Linked DNA regions of Mus musculus: region 2 is linked to region 1. A link is a loop called in an ENCODE intact Hi-C map of the cell type or tissue named here. Cell type or tissue: left cerebral cortex. All regions are shown on one strand.

The links. A loop is a pair of places that touch in the nucleus more often than their neighbours do. Peaks named below come from ENCODE experiments on the same cell type or tissue, not always from the same donor. Only the 100,000 strongest peaks of a DNase experiment are listed, where the experiment ranks them.
Region 2: it touches region 1 in a loop (2.5-fold over the local background); 2 of 42 quality-filtered maps call a loop at or near these places.

The regions. Positions count from the first base shown.
Region 1 is chr3:39,007,668-39,012,667 of GRCm38, reverse strand. Fat4 (FAT atypical cadherin 4) reads right to left here. Exons shown (of 17, transcript NM_183221.3): 17 at 683-3,687. The coding sequence ends at 1,826. Among named protein-coding and RNA genes, the nearest start is that of C230034O21Rik, 120 kb to the right of the region's middle. In left cerebral cortex, a CTCF peak has its summit at 2,268 (motif pointing left); DNase peaks (open chromatin) are centred at 1,324, 1,908 and 2,199; H3K27ac peaks cover 270 bases.
Region 2 is chr3:39,812,798-39,817,797 of GRCm38, reverse strand. No RefSeq gene overlaps it. Among named protein-coding and RNA genes, the nearest start is that of Gm46834, 100 kb to the right of the region's middle. In left cerebral cortex, a CTCF peak has its summit at 2,759 (motif pointing right); DNase peaks (open chromatin) are centred at 2,774 and 3,066.

The DNA.
Region 1 (5,000 bases):
GCATGCTCACTGTGTAGATATTCCATGTGAGAGTTAATAATGGTTACATGTCGGAGACCTTCTCTGACATTCCTCTTACCTGCTTTGGATTTAGAAAAATATGGAGCTGTAATCTTGAAGAAAACAAGGGCAAGAGATCTTTCACAATTGACTTTAATTCATGGATGCTTCTACAACCATAAGCCCAGTCTGAAGCTGTCTCTCACAGAACAGATTTAGCTGGAAAGTTCTAAATAGTGAATGTGGCCAGACAGTGGTAGCACATGCAATTTAATCCCAGCACTTGGGAGGTAGAGGTAGGAGGGTTTCTGTGAGTTCAAGGCCAGCTTGGTCTAAAGAAGAGAGTTCAAGGATAGCCAGAACTACACAGAGAAATCCTGTCTTAAATAGTGAATGTGCTTAGACAGGGCTCACAAGGTTGGCCCTCCAGGACCTTACTAGCTTAGAATCATCTGCTACCGGCAAATCCCAGGACGCTGGTAAGCAGGAATGCACTGGGTGGCTTTAGGGTGGCTTTGCTGGCTGTTATCCACAGATCTGACTTTTAGCACTAAGTGGTATGGCCTCTATAAGTTTATCTTGCTATATGTCTCTCTAATAACAACAACAACAACAACAAAATATTTTCAATTGCCTACATTAGAACAGAGAAAGATAGAAACTGAGACCCTAGGACACAGTATTTTAAATAAATATTTTAATTCTATTGTTGGCATTTACAGGTAGAAAGCATACAGTATGTTACAGATATCAAACTGTGAAAATATGAATGTTACATAAGTAACAAATGTAAAAAACACATTTTCTTACCTTCCCTGAAAGCAAGAAAAGTTTCCGGCATAGGAAAATATCAGTATCAAAACCACAGCTCAGGTGTAAAAAAAAAAAAAAAAAAGTTTTACACAGTATTAAAAAAATGATCTACAAAACGACGGAAAGTAAGAAACATTGCAATCTGACTTTATATAAATTATAAAAACTGGGTACTTGGGGTAAATGTTGAATGGATAGAAAATAAAACCAATTAGGGCCTGCATAGGTCAATTTGTTACAATGTTAAAAGCATAGAACTTTTTTTCTTCAATAAATAACTTTAAAAATTGTCTCTTAGAAGTGCGCTGAGAATGTTATCCCGGAAGAGGAAAGGTGGCAGTGTTCTGGGGACAGTATGTGGTCATCTTGTTCTTCCTGGAAGCCTGAGGTAAGTCAGGAGGCCATGACTGTTCGCACGGAGACACACAAGTGTCAACACAGTTTTTAAGAAAGCTTTAAAGTGCGGAACAAAATGACTTATTCTTAGTACCCACCGTCATGTAAAACAAGCCCTTATTGTGTCTGAGCGACATCACATATGAATCTATTCATCTGAAGAGTGTTAAATGTGCAGCCTTTCATCCCTCCAAGGTGGGAAGTCCTCCTTCCTGCACTCCACACGGGTTGGCTAAACTTAAATGATCTTGCAAGGTAAAACACAACCGTAACACTACAATGGAAACAAGCAACCCCACTGTGAAAGCACAAGCTCGAGTCTACAACTGCAATGGTATAAACGGCAAAAAACCACAAACCAAACACAAAGCAACACTTCCCAATGTTGCATGCCCCAAAACTCATCACAAAACAAGATGCATGCAGGAGGATCATTCCGTTCCACTGAGCACATTTAAATTAAAGAGTCAGTCGTTTGGAGTCTATGTGAGCAGCTTTGTGGTTAACTTTAAATGTGTCCCTGGCCACCGGTCTATACTGGCCTGTTTTACAAAGGTGACCCCCGCTGGTGGGAAGCCACACCGTGCTTTGAGTGTTTCTTGCCCACACATACACCTCACACATACTGTTCTGCCTCCCCATCTTTGGCGGCTGGTTTAGCTGCCCCACTTTTACCTTCTTCGTTACCAGCTGCTTTTTCTGGGAGAGAGGCCAAATCTTTAAAGACATCCACATAATGACCAAAGCCTGGGCCCCAGTTCAAAAGGTTGTCCCAGTTGAAGTTGCCTGCCTGCTGCCCCAGCTTCAGGGTGCTGTCTGCAGCCCCAGACGCTGCTGCAGGGGTACCCACTGGTCCCCCCTCAGCCCTGCGTCCATGGTACCTTCTGGGTTTCAGTCTGGCTCCATAATTATCTTCGTCATCTGCATCGGATTCGTTGACTTGAGATAACTTGGGCATCCTGGAAGTGTAGACCACGGGCTTCTCCCTGTCGTATTCCATTTCTGAGCACGTGAAAGAATCATGGGAGTCACTGTCAGAAGACGATTCTGGGGCAGGGATGCCATCTGCTGGGTTCCTGGTTCTGGACAGGGGCCTTCTACAGTCTTCTTCAGAAGAGGACCTCCCATGGTCTGCACTGCAGATGCTGGGGTTTCTGGGTCGAGGGGTGTTGAGCCTCTCTACCTCCTCTATGGAGAGTCCCACGGGAGGAGAAGATTCTAGAGGGATCTGTGCTATGGGCTGTTTGAGGCGACTCCCTGGTCTCGATCCATGAGATGCCATGGCCTGAGGGCTCTTACTTCTTCTCCCTAGCCTGGTGGCATAGTTGAACATGCCAGGCTGGCAGGGGTCCCCATGCATTTCCAGCGTACCCCCATCCCTCAGAGGAAGATGCAGTTCCCGGGCTGGGCTGTTCCTGTAGAAGGCAGATGGTTTGGAGAAAGGAGCTGGGCTGTGCCTGGACAGAGGGTTGGGAGTGGGGCAGGCCGAGTGGCTAAGGGAGCTGGTTCTTAACCCTTGGCCATATGAAGAAGGCTGGTAGGTCAGACTGCTTGCTCCCAAGGGCATAGGGGACTGCCTGGCGAAGCCCAGAGGACTGTGCCTCTGGATGGAAAACTTAGGCGTGTGGCTTCGGAACTGTTTGTAGTGCTGGATGATGTCTGCATCTGAGGGCGCGATACTGCTGGCATTGTCGATGTCATAGTGCTCAATCTCCTGCTCAGGGGAAGCCAGCGGGGCACTAGGGATGGTCTCTGAGTTGTGGGGGATGTCAGTCTCATCGAAGATTAGATAGGGGTTCTCTCGCTCTATGATGTCCGGCTTGGGATTCCCCTCAGGTTGCTTCCTAACAGCTAGGTCATCCCCATAGGGAGGGATGTTGTCTGGGTCATCAAAAGCTACATTCTCACTGCCCTTTTTCTTCTTCTCCTTCGGCTTCTTCTCCTCTTTGGGGTTTTTGGGCATCTTTCCCCTGCACTGGTTGCATAGAATCAAACTGAGGACCAGCAGCGCTAGGGCTGTGGCACAGCTGCCCACAATTGCAGGCACTGCCCACAGAGGTAAGGATATCTCATCTGGACCCTGACTCTGGACACACACGTGTCCCCCTGGACTTCCAGCCTTGCACACCTTGCCCTGAGGACAGAGAACACCGAGGCAGGCCACCACCGTCTCACAGGTCCTCCCTGTGTGCGACTCTGGACAGCTGCAAGTGTAGCCGGAGAGCAGACCTGGTTCACAGCTACCTCCATTCTGGCAAGGGTGGGATGCACAGTCACCAGGAGGGACACATTTGTAGGCATACCACTGGTTGATACACAGAAGATCGCCCCAGCAGGGGTTGCTGGCACAGATGTTAGGGCCCCGACAGCCGATCTTCACTGAAGGGTCTGTTTTGGAGATGGACGCCAAGCTGTGCTTCCCACTGAAGGGGAGGCTCTCTCCACCATAGAGCACTGAGGCAATGCAGCCATTAAAACCTGTCAGGGCGATAGAGTAGGAGGCAACTTAGAGAAAAGTAATCACTTCTGAGCGCTAAGATATGAGGAAGAGAAGCCCTCACAGACACCCAAGAGTTTCTCAGCGATGCGCCAACTCAAAGATGGGGAATGCATATCCTCTGAGGATAACCCAGATCAGTGTAGTTTGGTAACACATGGGAAGAGTCAGAATGTTTAGGAAGGTCTCCTCGGCCAGAATCGTCTTGACCCTTCTCTCTCTCTCTCTCTGTTCATCCATTTGACGATTTAATCAGTTTATTGGTTTGATTCTTACAGGTCAAAGACCAAGAGTTACCACGAGATCAAATTTATTTTATGAACATCAGAAAGAACAAAATCAAGTCCAATTGCTACAACTACAAGACCATGGGGTGTGCAATCATTGACCATATGCCTTCCAAACAGCCAAGTATGGGTCCTTGTGAATCAGAAGAAAAAACCTTGGCCATAGTGTTTGGGGATTTCCCAGGAGGGGAGGTAGCTAAGACAACCAGTGTTGCAAATTGTCAGGATTCAGGAGTCAGAAAACAAAAATATCCCATCTTATCTATACCCACCAACACTCACTTACACACATGGGGGTGACATCTCTAGCCCAGCTCTATGCCGAGTCCCTCAAATCTGTTCAATGCCCTTCAAAGGTGCTTCAACTCCATTTGTACCATAGCAAACCCCAGGATTCCCTGAGATCCGCTTCACTGTTCTCTTCTACAGCCACCTTCCTTGGTAGCACTAAGTTGGTTTGAGATGAAAAGTCAGAATTCTCCCGGATCTTTACTGAAGATGCCCTCCAGATTACTTTGGGTCCATTTACTTGGATGTCACATCTTGGCCATCCCACTAAGACAATAGCTTTCCATAATGCAGTGCTTTTCTGATACTGGCTGCTAACACCTCATCTTGGGAGTCCTCCCCAGTTCATCCTCATAAACAGCCTGAAAGATGATCAATACTACAGCATGCTTAACTGCAATACTCATTAAATTCTTACTTACTCTTCACTGTTCTGCACGTGAAATAAATAAGTCCACTCTCTCCAGCCAGAATACCCTCTTTTATCCCCCAGTTTTATTATCTGCCTTTGTGCTCACATTTTTCCATCAATTAAACCTTTTGGCACTCTTCACCATACTTCTGACTTAAGAACACACCGGTTTCTGCATTTCCCTTTGTACCACTGACCTAAGGTAACATCTACATCCTGTGAGGACCCTACCCTACTCTGCTGTGTTACCTGGGAGACTGGCTTTGATGAACACAGGAGTTAATAGACAGTGGTCCTGAGGACACAC
Region 2 (5,000 bases), 810 kb before region 1:
GACAACTTAGAATAGGAAGAAATCTAACACATGGACACCTTAATTAAAACCCAAGCAAAGTACATATCAGAAGATGATGCTAACTGACAAAGCAGATTCAGTGTGTTCAGCCTTGGACAGTGACTCCAAGATGTCTCAAAGGAAGGCTATGTACCTTGGAAACCACACAGCATCTCAGGTAAATCAAGTAAAGTCTGTGTGAGAAGAATACAGACATGTAGCGTGTGCTACCAGATGGTGGTTAATCCACAGAATGAATAAACCTTTAAATAGAACAAAAACTATATTAAATTAAATATATATCATGTTTACATATCTTGATACACACATATATACACATATACTAATCATGTAATGTTATATTAATAATACATAATGTATTATATTATTAACTATCATTGTTTTTAAATATTGTATTATACTTTCTATAATTAACATAAAAGGATATATAATTAATATATAATCTATAGTGCTTAATAACATGTTATTAATATATTAATAATATGTGTTGATAATATATTAATATACATATAACAATATATTTATATATACACTCACAGACACATATGTATATACATCCACATGTATATACACATGTGTGTATGTATATGTGTATATGTATATTGTTTTGAATAGGCACACATGACCAAGTTCATTATATCATAGAAAAATACACTTAATTTTTAATTTCAATTTTCCTTTGATCCATTGACTTTTTTTTGTGGGGGAAAGAAGGTTAATTACATCTTCTAGACATACTGTGACATGTCAGTGTTTTCCAGCAAATAGCTTGCTGCTGACTTAGAGGAAACAACCCATTCTGCTCTGTGTGCAAAGCAAAGACGTCATGTGTCAAATAGGGAAGGAGTATTGGCCTGCAGATGTGTGGACAAAATTGTTTAATGAACTACAAAGCACTCTACAAATGGTGACTTTACTTGGTTAACTATGACCTGGATAGAGATGACAAACAAGCAGGTTTTCTTTAATGATACAGTCAAATAAATCAGTATAATCTAAGAGCTATATAGACGTTCAGTTACTTATTCAGAATATGCTAGATGTTCTGGTTGTTAGTATTCAAGAAGTATGCACACATGCGTATATGTGTACACACAATGTCATAGATTTTCATAAAGATGTCAATAATTTTGAGTACTTTTTTTTTTTTAATTTCAACTCCATCTTTGGTTGCTACTGATATCTCTAGTGATGTGTTTCTCTGTAACCGCAGCTTAAACAGCTCTTTGGCACCATGATTGCAGATGGGGAATTATTTTATTTTATTTTTTCATATCTTCATTTTTTTATTTAATGTTTTTTCATTTTTAAATTGGTTATTTTATTTATTTACATTTCAAATGTTATCCTCCTTCCCAGTTTCTTCTCCATAACTCCCTATCCCCTCACCACCCACCCACTCTTGCCTCAGAGCCTTAGAATTCCCCTACACTGGGTCATCGAGCCTCCACCAGACCAAGAGTTATTCTTATAGCTGAAAGTTTATATAATTTGTATTTTATTAGATTTGTAAAAACATCCTATTATGCTAAAGTAAGCCATGGATTCTCATAATAAATGTGTTAAAATTTGATTTTGTTATTCTAAAAAAAAAAAAAAACCCTAAATGTCTTTGAAGAAATTTGTGAGCTACTGACTAATGTCCATCGTAAGAATCGCATTCAGAATATTTACATTGTATACAGGCTCTCTGTTGTCATGACCTGATTCTCCTCCATACATTCTATCACAAGTTTGTTTACTTATTGGTTTATTCACTTGCTAACTCACTCATTCTTTCATTAATTTCTTTATTCATTAAGACGGAGTCTTACATAGCCCAGGCTCACTTCAAACCTGCAGAGCTGAGAATAGTCTTGAACTTATGATTCTTCTGTCCCCATTTCCCAATGCTGGAACTACTGCTGTGTCCCTCACTAAACCTGGCTTCATTATGGAATTTCTGTTTTTAATGGGCGATGGGATATGAGAGTGGAGATGTCTAGAAGGCACCAGAAGTTTTTATTGCTATTTTTTCTTTAATTAAAAATAGATTCTTCTCTCACATCCCGATGACAGTTTCCCTTCCCTCTACTCCTCTCAGTTCCTACACACTTCTCCTCCCATCCGAAGCCACTCTATTTCTGTCTCTCATTAAAAACCAAACAGGCTTCTAAGAGATAATAATAAAGTAAAATCATAAACAAACTAACATTCTGGAATTGGACACATACAGAACAACAACAATAGTAACAACAACAGAAAGAAGAGAACCCAGGAGAATGCAAGCAAATTAGAAATCCACTCATTCACTTATTAGGAGCCCCATAAACTTACTGAAGTGGATACCATAACATATGTGCACAGGACCTGGAGCAATCCCGTGCAAGCCCCACAATTGCTACTTCAGTCTCTGTGAGATCATACGACCTTTGCTCATGTTGATTTGGGGAAGGGGCTTGTTTTCTTGGTGCTTTTTGCTTTTATACTTTCTACCAGAAACTTTTTAAACATCAGGGTACATAACTTCATAATTTTACACAGTTTCAAGTGGAGGTTGCAAGGGATTCTCTACCATGCTGCTTTTATTCTATAGGAAAGAACAAATAAAATTTTGCACTCAGAAATTAAGTTTCCATCATTTTACGACTCCCAGAGCTTGTTACAAGTATGCTGCACATAGCAGATGCTCATTAAATATTTCTGGAACAATAACTGTTCGCTCAAAGTAAAGCAGGCTACCCACTAGTTAGTTAGCCACTAGATGGCAGTGCCACACAGAGAAGCCCGTATGCCGTGGGCGGGGTGGGATCTTTACATGTGAAAGTGTGTGTAAGCCAAAACCTATTGTTTTTATACAATGTCAAAAAAATCTTAAATAAATATTTTAAGTTTAAACCACTTCGGGTTCTATATTTTCTTTTGTAATTTGTCAGGTTTTGTTTTGACTTCTTAATCAACTTTGACAATTGCATAATTATATTGCAGAAAATGGTTATTGCTTAGGCTTGGGTCACTGGCTTGCTACTCTCTCCTGCAGTAACATTTCTGAGTGTGAAGTGTGAGCAAAGCAAACACCCAGGGGCATTCTTCAGTTTCTGTGGCACACTGACTGTTGTGCTTCATCCCACTTAGGGACAAACATACCAGAAGCAACTACGTGAGACAAGTGTGGTTGAAGTGTGGTACTTTTTGAATAAGATTTGTGTCCAAATAGTTAATATTATATGTCTGGATCTGCAGATGATAACTAATTGAGACAATTTATGTAAGTTTCCTCATATTGGGAAGCCCCAGATGCCAGTACACCATGCCATCGACCAGCCAGCTACTGATCCTTCTGATGCCTGACCCTGTGATTATTAATGTGAGTCCCTGAGTTCCTTCTGTTTTTAGTCTACTGGAATGAAGCAGAGAGATCTAATTGCCCCAAGATAGCAAATGTCTCACCATTTCTGTAGCTCTGGAAGTGGACCTGGCGGCACAGGTTTGCTCCACATCCCACGTGGTTGTGTGGCTTCCTCATGGGCTCTTTCACTATAGCAGTTTTTCTCAGGGACTGGAGACAAGCAAGGCATGGGTGAGGGTTAGCACTCTTTGGGAGTGGAGTATCAGTAGGGTCCTTTCTGAAGCTCTGCCCCACTACTTGTTGACAAGTTACACTGTGTTTCTATTTGAAAAGTATCACTACTAAGAAGATACTTTAGTAATGATGATCTCTGTAGTAGAAAGGCTATATTGTCACATAATATAGTTACTGTGGTTTGTGACTATGACACTGGGAGACAGTATTGACTATGTAGCAACAGGAGATAAAGTTGGAAATATGGTTGAATGTGGGTGTACATAAGAATAGGAAAGACAGGTACTCATTGCATGGGTTATTAAAGCCACTCTGGACTTCATTTGTGTCATCCCATTTACATTGTATAAAATTTATCACAAATTCAGAAAGAAAGAGTGTTTTTAGTGTTTAAGGTCATTTTGAAAAGTATTTCAAACTTAAATAATGAAATTTACTGTTGACATCCAAACTGAGCGTTCATAGGCAGAAGGATGAAATGAAACGAAATTGTCAGCCACAAAGTTTCCTTGAAGCAGTGAATTTGTGACTACTTGGACATGTGCCAAGCAGACTCATTTTATTGATTAGCTCTGTGAATGTAAGTGTGTGACTCAATTATGCTGTTGAATGGGAAGGATGAATTAGATACTGGGCTCTGACCCTTTGCAAGTCTCGGTCACTTCTTTTGTGTAAATACAGCACAAGGGAGGACAGTCCATGGCAGTGACCACTTGAAACTCTGGAAGTGGCTTCTAAAAGGCAAAGCCATAAGAATTATTATAGGGGTAGAGTGCAATGTCCTTGTCTATGTTTCTAGTATTTGAGGCCTAATGCTCCTGACTAGAGACACCTTAGTTCTTCTATTTTCTGTGAGCGTGTCAAAGCCCAAGGTACATACCCTTCACTCTTAGTAATTATAAATTGTGACTCTCTTCTTACGGAATGAGGCTTGTGAAAATTAAATTGATCTAAAGGGAGACTGAATACAAAAGTTTGGGTCTTGATTGGCATCTGACAAGTCAGTCCCTAAGTTTAAGAAACCTCTCAGGTTCAGTTTGGGGAAGATAAATGTGCACTTTATACAACACTAAGGGATGACCTTGACCTGGAGGAAATTAAAAACCATTCCACAAATCCACTAAAAACAACAGTACTAGGAGGAGATGCAACACTCCACCATCTGACTTCAGTGGCTACGGTCATGTAGCTTCCAATCAGTTTCTATCACATGGCATGATTGGCTTTAGTTTTAATGTTAATATGAGTTAGATATAAATGTAATGCATACACATATTAAGACGCAGGTCATTTCCACCATACCACAGTCTTTGGCATCAATACAGCCTAATCGCTCTTTCACTGTCCTATATACATCTGGAGACGTCCTACTGTGTGCCATGGCTGGACTTAGGGTATTCTCTTTTATGTCTTTGCT